2 separate regions of the Homo sapiens genome follow, and region 1 is linked to region 2. A link is a contact called in ENCODE Hi-C or POLR2A ChIA-PET data. All regions are on one chromosome and are shown on one strand. The core of a region is the stretch at or near the end of the contact, and the rest is flanking DNA. Distances in the headings are between cores, read along the strand shown. Region 1 holds the start of SCARB2 (scavenger receptor class B member 2). Region 2 holds the start of PAQR3 (progestin and adipoQ receptor family member 3).

Evidence for each region. Hi-C counts contacts between places; a loop is a spot of excess contacts on that map. ChIA-PET counts read pairs that join two places held with the same protein, here RNA polymerase II (POLR2A). Pooled maps may share reads with other maps.
Region 1: a map of naive thymus-derived CD4-positive, alpha-beta T cell shows a loop between it and region 2 (5-fold over the local background). The contact joins the promoter of SCARB2 here to the promoter of PAQR3 in region 2. A Hi-C loop is called at or near these places in 1 of 168 maps with a recorded cell type or tissue (naive thymus-derived CD4-positive, alpha-beta T cell) and 6 of 50 pooled maps. POLR2A ChIA-PET finds 5 or more read pairs at or near these places in 1 of 52 experiments (activated CD4-positive, alpha-beta T cell).

The regions. Positions count from the first base shown.
Region 1 is chr4:76,212,425-76,215,124 of GRCh38, forward strand. SCARB2 (scavenger receptor class B member 2) reads right to left here and starts at 1,400. Exons shown (of 12, transcript NM_005506.4): 1 at 1,003-1,400. The coding sequence starts at 1,119. It also overlaps a transcript of FAM47E not described here. RefSeq lists silencers at 801-1,205, 1,119-1,738.
Region 2 is chr4:78,938,114-78,940,813 of GRCh38, forward strand. PAQR3 (progestin and adipoQ receptor family member 3) reads right to left here and starts at 1,325. Exons shown (of 6, transcript NM_001040202.2): 1 at 927-1,325. The coding sequence starts at 1,111. RefSeq lists silencers at 855-924, 1,015-1,504.

The DNA of each region.
Region 1 (2,700 bases), core at 150-2,649, 2.7 Mb before region 2:
TGCCACCTGGAATAAAATAGCTTTACTGACTGGAGAGTGCAGTGATTCAAAGTAGACTAGGCCTGGGCTTTTTTATCTGGCCGCAGCAAGTGCAGACCAGTGGGAGAAATGAAGCGTGCAGTTATGGATGCTAACAAGAAAGGCTGCTGCTCCAGTGATTATTTTTCTTTTTTAAGGAAAAAATGATCCCAGTAATTCTCTTTTGTTCCTCTTTTGACACAGCTTGGTGGATGTGGGGGAAAGGGCAGATGAAATGACCAGTGAAATCAAAAGATGAAGTCTTCTTAAAGGACTGGCTCTCCAGCCCAATCATCTAGAGGAAGAGACAAGTTCAGATTCTTGTAGGGTATCTAAATGCATCTGTGCCTGAAAATTATGGCCGTTTGAGAAAAACAAGAATTCATGGTGAGACAAAGCAACACAGACTGTTGGTACAAGATACAAAGCCACTAAGTCAGCGTTCAGCAAAGACTGATGGATGAATTGTCACCCAGCCTAAAGGACTGGCCCAGCTACCAACTGCCCCTGCCCAGCCCAAGAGGGCAAGAACACAATAGACCGCACACCCACGTCTCATCCCCAGGCGCACACCACTTCAAAGGCTACAGCAAGCAGACAACATAACCTGCCTCTTCTGCGGTGTCTTTCATTCAGTTCTGTTTCTTCATGAAGTGGGAAGGAAACAAGTTTGGGCCCACCTGAGATTGGGGTGTAGACGGAAGGAGTGGGGAGAGATGCAAACGACAGAACACAACCGAAGGCCTTTTTAAAAGTCAGGATCCATAGCCTTACTTATCACTGTAAAGGGAACAGAGTCGGCTCCATCCTTCCTCATCCTTCTTTAACCCTCGCCTACCAAGCCCTGGAAGACAGGGACGCAAGAAGAGCTCTAGCGCGGAGGGTCTGCCTGAGTGCTGGTCTTTCCCATACAAGATGTAGCAGCAGGGATGGGAGGGTGAGCTGGACGACTCCACAACACACACACAGCCCGCCCCGCCTCACCTTCTCGATACTCTGGTCTACAGCCTTCTGGAAGACCCGGGCCACCAGCAGCGTGACGCTGGTCACCAGCAGGAGCAGGGACAACGTCCCCGCCGTGTAGAAGCAGCATCGGCCCATTCTGTGCGCCGCTCACGGGCCGGGCCGGGCCGCACCCGCCAGGGATCCAACTGCAAGGAGGGAGGAGCCGCCGCAGAGGCGTCGAAGACCCGGGACCCTTCGGCGCCACGCCCACGCCCTCCCGGCGCACGGTTCGTGCGCGCAGCTCTGGGCTCCGCGGCCTGGCGAGCGCGGCCCCGGGTGCACCGGGCGGATGGGGCCGCGGAGGGACGGGCCCGGACTCGGTTTCGGTTTCCTTCGCCGGGCAGCCGTGGCGCCCGCCTAGCGCAGCTCGGGAGAGTGCAGGGAGCGCGCAGGGACGTGACGTTCGCGGGCCGGGCTCGCCGCAACCCCGCGAGGCAACCGCCGGCGACTGCGCGGGGAGGCGGGCGGGGGCGGAGGCCGCAGTCATGTGCCCTGCGGCGGCGGCAGTGATTCGGCCCGCGCCCTCCCCGGCCGGTCCCCGGTGGCCCTGAGTGGCTGCGGCGCCTGAGCCAGGCCCGGCCTGGCCGCTCCCAGCGCCCTGCACCGCAGGCCCAGCGCTCGCCCCACCGAAATTGCCGAACCTGGTTCACACACTCATTTACTCATTCCGCAGATAGGTCTGAGGGCCTCCCATGGGCCACGCGCTGGGGATTCAAGGTGGCTGGGACATTCCCCTGCTCTAGAGGCGCTCGCAAGTTAGCGGGGACACCGTTACCGCAATTACAACACAATGTAGCAAGTGCTTCTACCAGGTGCCTGCTGAGATCATGCCAGCAAGCATGTTCTGCCTGGATGACCTAGGGCCCCACATTGAACTGGGGCCTGGGGGATGCATAAGTTTGTCACGTAAGGGGCATGTGCAAGAATGGAAGATGTGCAAAAAAGGGAGGAGGAGGCATTTCACGGAGAAGGAAACGGTGAGCAAAGGCATTGGGGGTGAAAGAGCAAAACCTGTAGGAAGCAAGAAGGAAGTTCCTTTTGACTGTAGGCTCAGGTGTTCAGGGGGTGGAGTCGGAGGTGTTGAGGCCCCAAGAGGTCAGACTTTGAAGGGCTCTTGGTATCCTGTTAAAGATGTGGAAGTTGGGAAGGAGCTTAAAGCAGGCATCGCTGGTGTTCTTGCCTGCTTTGCTCACTGTGGTGTCCCAGACACCCAGGACCAAGACCTGCACACAGCCAGGACTCAAGAAGTGTTCGTTAAATGAGTGTTTCTTCTACGCCAGCCCTTTACTAGTTTCTTTGCACAGTTCTACTCATTTAATACCCTTGGCAGTCCTATGAATAGGAGGTTGTGTTTGTCCCAGTCCTCCAGAAACAGTCCCAGATGGGGGTACTATGCAAGAGAGTTTTGAGGGAAAACAGGGAGCTGGACCTGGGATGCAGGTGTGATCCTTGTGAAGGAAAGAGGCAAGCAAGGAAGGAAGGTTGGGTGGAAGGAAGCATTTGATATATATACAGTCCATGTATAAAAAGTTCAGCAAGGCCATTGGGGTGGGGAATCCTTTAGCCAAATGGGCTTGTCCCAGAAGTCTGGCATCTCCCAGAAAGAGGCCCGCCTTAGTATCCCTGCTGTGCTCAGTCATGAGCTGGGAGCAGCCTTAGGAAGCTGGCCTTTGCAGC
Region 2 (2,700 bases), core at 75-2,574:
AAGAATCAGACATGTGGTTGCCGCTTGAGCAATTCAACAGCCCACATTCTGGCACTAGGGTTTGCCACTACAGCGACCTGGAGCTAACCAACACCTGTATCTTAATTCTCCTGAAGCAGAGGTCCTGTATTTTAGTACAGGTAGTAAGTTTGGACAGTTACTCCAAGAACTAGAATAGTTATTTTTCAGTTTTGTTTTTTTAAAACACGGATTTTCAAGGGACTGTGGTTTTAAAGGTTTAAAATGATAAAGAAATTTCTTTCTTAGAGATGCTTCTGTGGTGCTCTAGTGGAGACTGGGTGCCCGTTATGAGCTCTCTTTACCACAGTACTTTTCCTACACAGCATTTTTTCCACAATGGTTATTATGTAATTGTGTAATTATCTATTTAATGTCTGTTACCCAGGCTACACCTTAGTAGCTTCATGAAAACAAGGGCCATGTTTGCTTTTTTTTCTGCATGGGCTCCATAAGTATTTGCCAAATGAATAAATCTCGGGTGTATATGTTAACTTGTTTCCTATTATACAGGCACTTATCTGGCCCAAAGCTACTGAATTCCCACAGTGTTGCTCTAAAAAGAAAGGTATACACCGGGCAAATATGGCTCAGCCCCATTTCAATATATATCTCAATGAGCCGAACAAACCGAATAAAGGATGTAAAAGCCCTTTGTAAAGAGCAAAGCGTCATAGGAGAGCTGTAATTATGATCACTGTTACTATCATGATTATTCCGTGGACCAAGTACCCCGGCCAGGTAAGGGGAGATAACGGGGGAGGAGAGGCGGCAAAAAGGGATGAAAAGGATGGGGCGGCGAGGAAATGATGGGCAAGCAGAAAGGCGGGGAAAGCAGAAGGGGGACCAGACAAAAAGGGTGTAGGTGAGAGAAGGGGGCACTCCAGGCGGAGGCAGCCAGACCGTACCTTTTGATACACAGCCTGGACGGCAGGTAGGCCCGGTAGCCGTCGGTGATGTACGGGTTGTCCTTGAGGGACCCGGGGATCTGCTCGTAGGTGTACAGGCGGATGCCACGGGGCACCAGGACCGGCCAGTACTGGTAGCTGCCCAGCTCGATGTAATGCGCGCTCTTCAGCAGCTTCTGATGCATCGTTCCCGGCCGCCGCCGCTCCCCGGCTCGGGAGCTCCCCCAGGTCCCGCCTCCCCGGGGAGGGGGCTTCGCCGCTGGCGCCCCCGCCCCGGAGCCCGCGGACGCTGCGCGAGGTCCTACCGCGCTGCCGCTGCTGCCCAGGGCCCGGCTCTGCGCTCACACCGGCCACTGCCGCCAGCGCCGCGGCGGACCCGGCAGCGTCGCAGCCTCCTCTGACGTCAGCGCGCCGCGGCGGCCCCGCCCCTCAGCCCTAGCTGGGAGGGGCAGGGTGCTGGGGCGCGCCCGGGTGTGCTCGAGCGTGCGCTGGCGGCGGCCCGGGCTCCCGGGCGTCTCTCACGCTGTGTTTTGGCGGCGCCTGGGGTCTTCGTTTGCATATGAGAAGAGCCGAAAGCACAGAGCTACAGGCGAATACAAGTGGATTTTTTTTCTTTTTCTGTTTTTTTATTAGAAGTAATAGTTGCTGCATTTTGAAAAATCAAGAGGAAAAGAGTTAACAGGAAGAAAAGTTCGAGGTAATTACCGTTTAGTTTATGCTTGGAATTACACACACTTAGTGTCAGAAGGGACTTTGAGGATTTCTAAGCTGAAGTCAGCTCTTAGCACGATAATTGGAAAGAGAGGAAACCTGATGCACGTGGAACATACACCAGCATCGAGCACATCCTGAGCCATAAAGGAAAGCCCCCGTGCATTCAAAACTCCGACCCCTTTCAGCGTTATGTTCTCTGATCACAGTAGAATTAAACTAGAGTAACAAGAAAACTAAAAGTCTCCACGTCTGGAATAGGAGCAATACACCAAATATTTCAAGGGCTGATGAAGAAATCACAATGGAAATGAGAATATCTACTTAACTGAATAATATAGAACATATTAAAAAATCCTGTGGAGTGCGGCTATAGTAGCGTTTACAGGAAGTGTTGCAGCTTTGTTTCTGGCTATTTACTGTAATGCAAGTGTTTACTTATAATGGCAACAGGGCAAAACATCAGTTTGAGTACCGTATGTGTATAATAGAACGCTTAGTCCATTGTTTGGCATTGTAAGGGCAAGAAAAATATCTTGTCCTCACTTATCACAAGGTTCACAGCTGACATTCCTATGAAAAAAATTAAGAGAAGCCAGGCGCAGGTGGCTCATGCCTGTAATCCCAACATTTTGGAAGGCCGAGGCAGGCGGATTGCTTATGCCCAGGAGTTGGAGACCAGCCTGGGTAACATAGTGAGACGCTGTCGCTACAAAAAAAACCAACCAAACAAACAAAAAACAAAAATTAGTCGGGTGTGGTGATGGGCGCCTGTAGTCCCAAACTATTCTGGGCTGAAGTGAGAGGGTTGCTTGAGCCTGGGAGGTCGAGGCTGCAGTGAGCCATGTTTGTGCCACTGCACTCCAGTCTGGGTGACAAAGCGAGACTTTGTCTCAAAAAATAAATAATAAAAATTAACAAGAAAAGGGATAATAAATTCATTTAACACAGTTTTATGTGACAGAGGAGTCTTCAGAAATGAAGACACAAAGACCCAGGAAAAAATGGGCTTTTTATGCTAAGTCTGATGAAAGGAGTGGATAGTTGTGGAGAAACATGATTG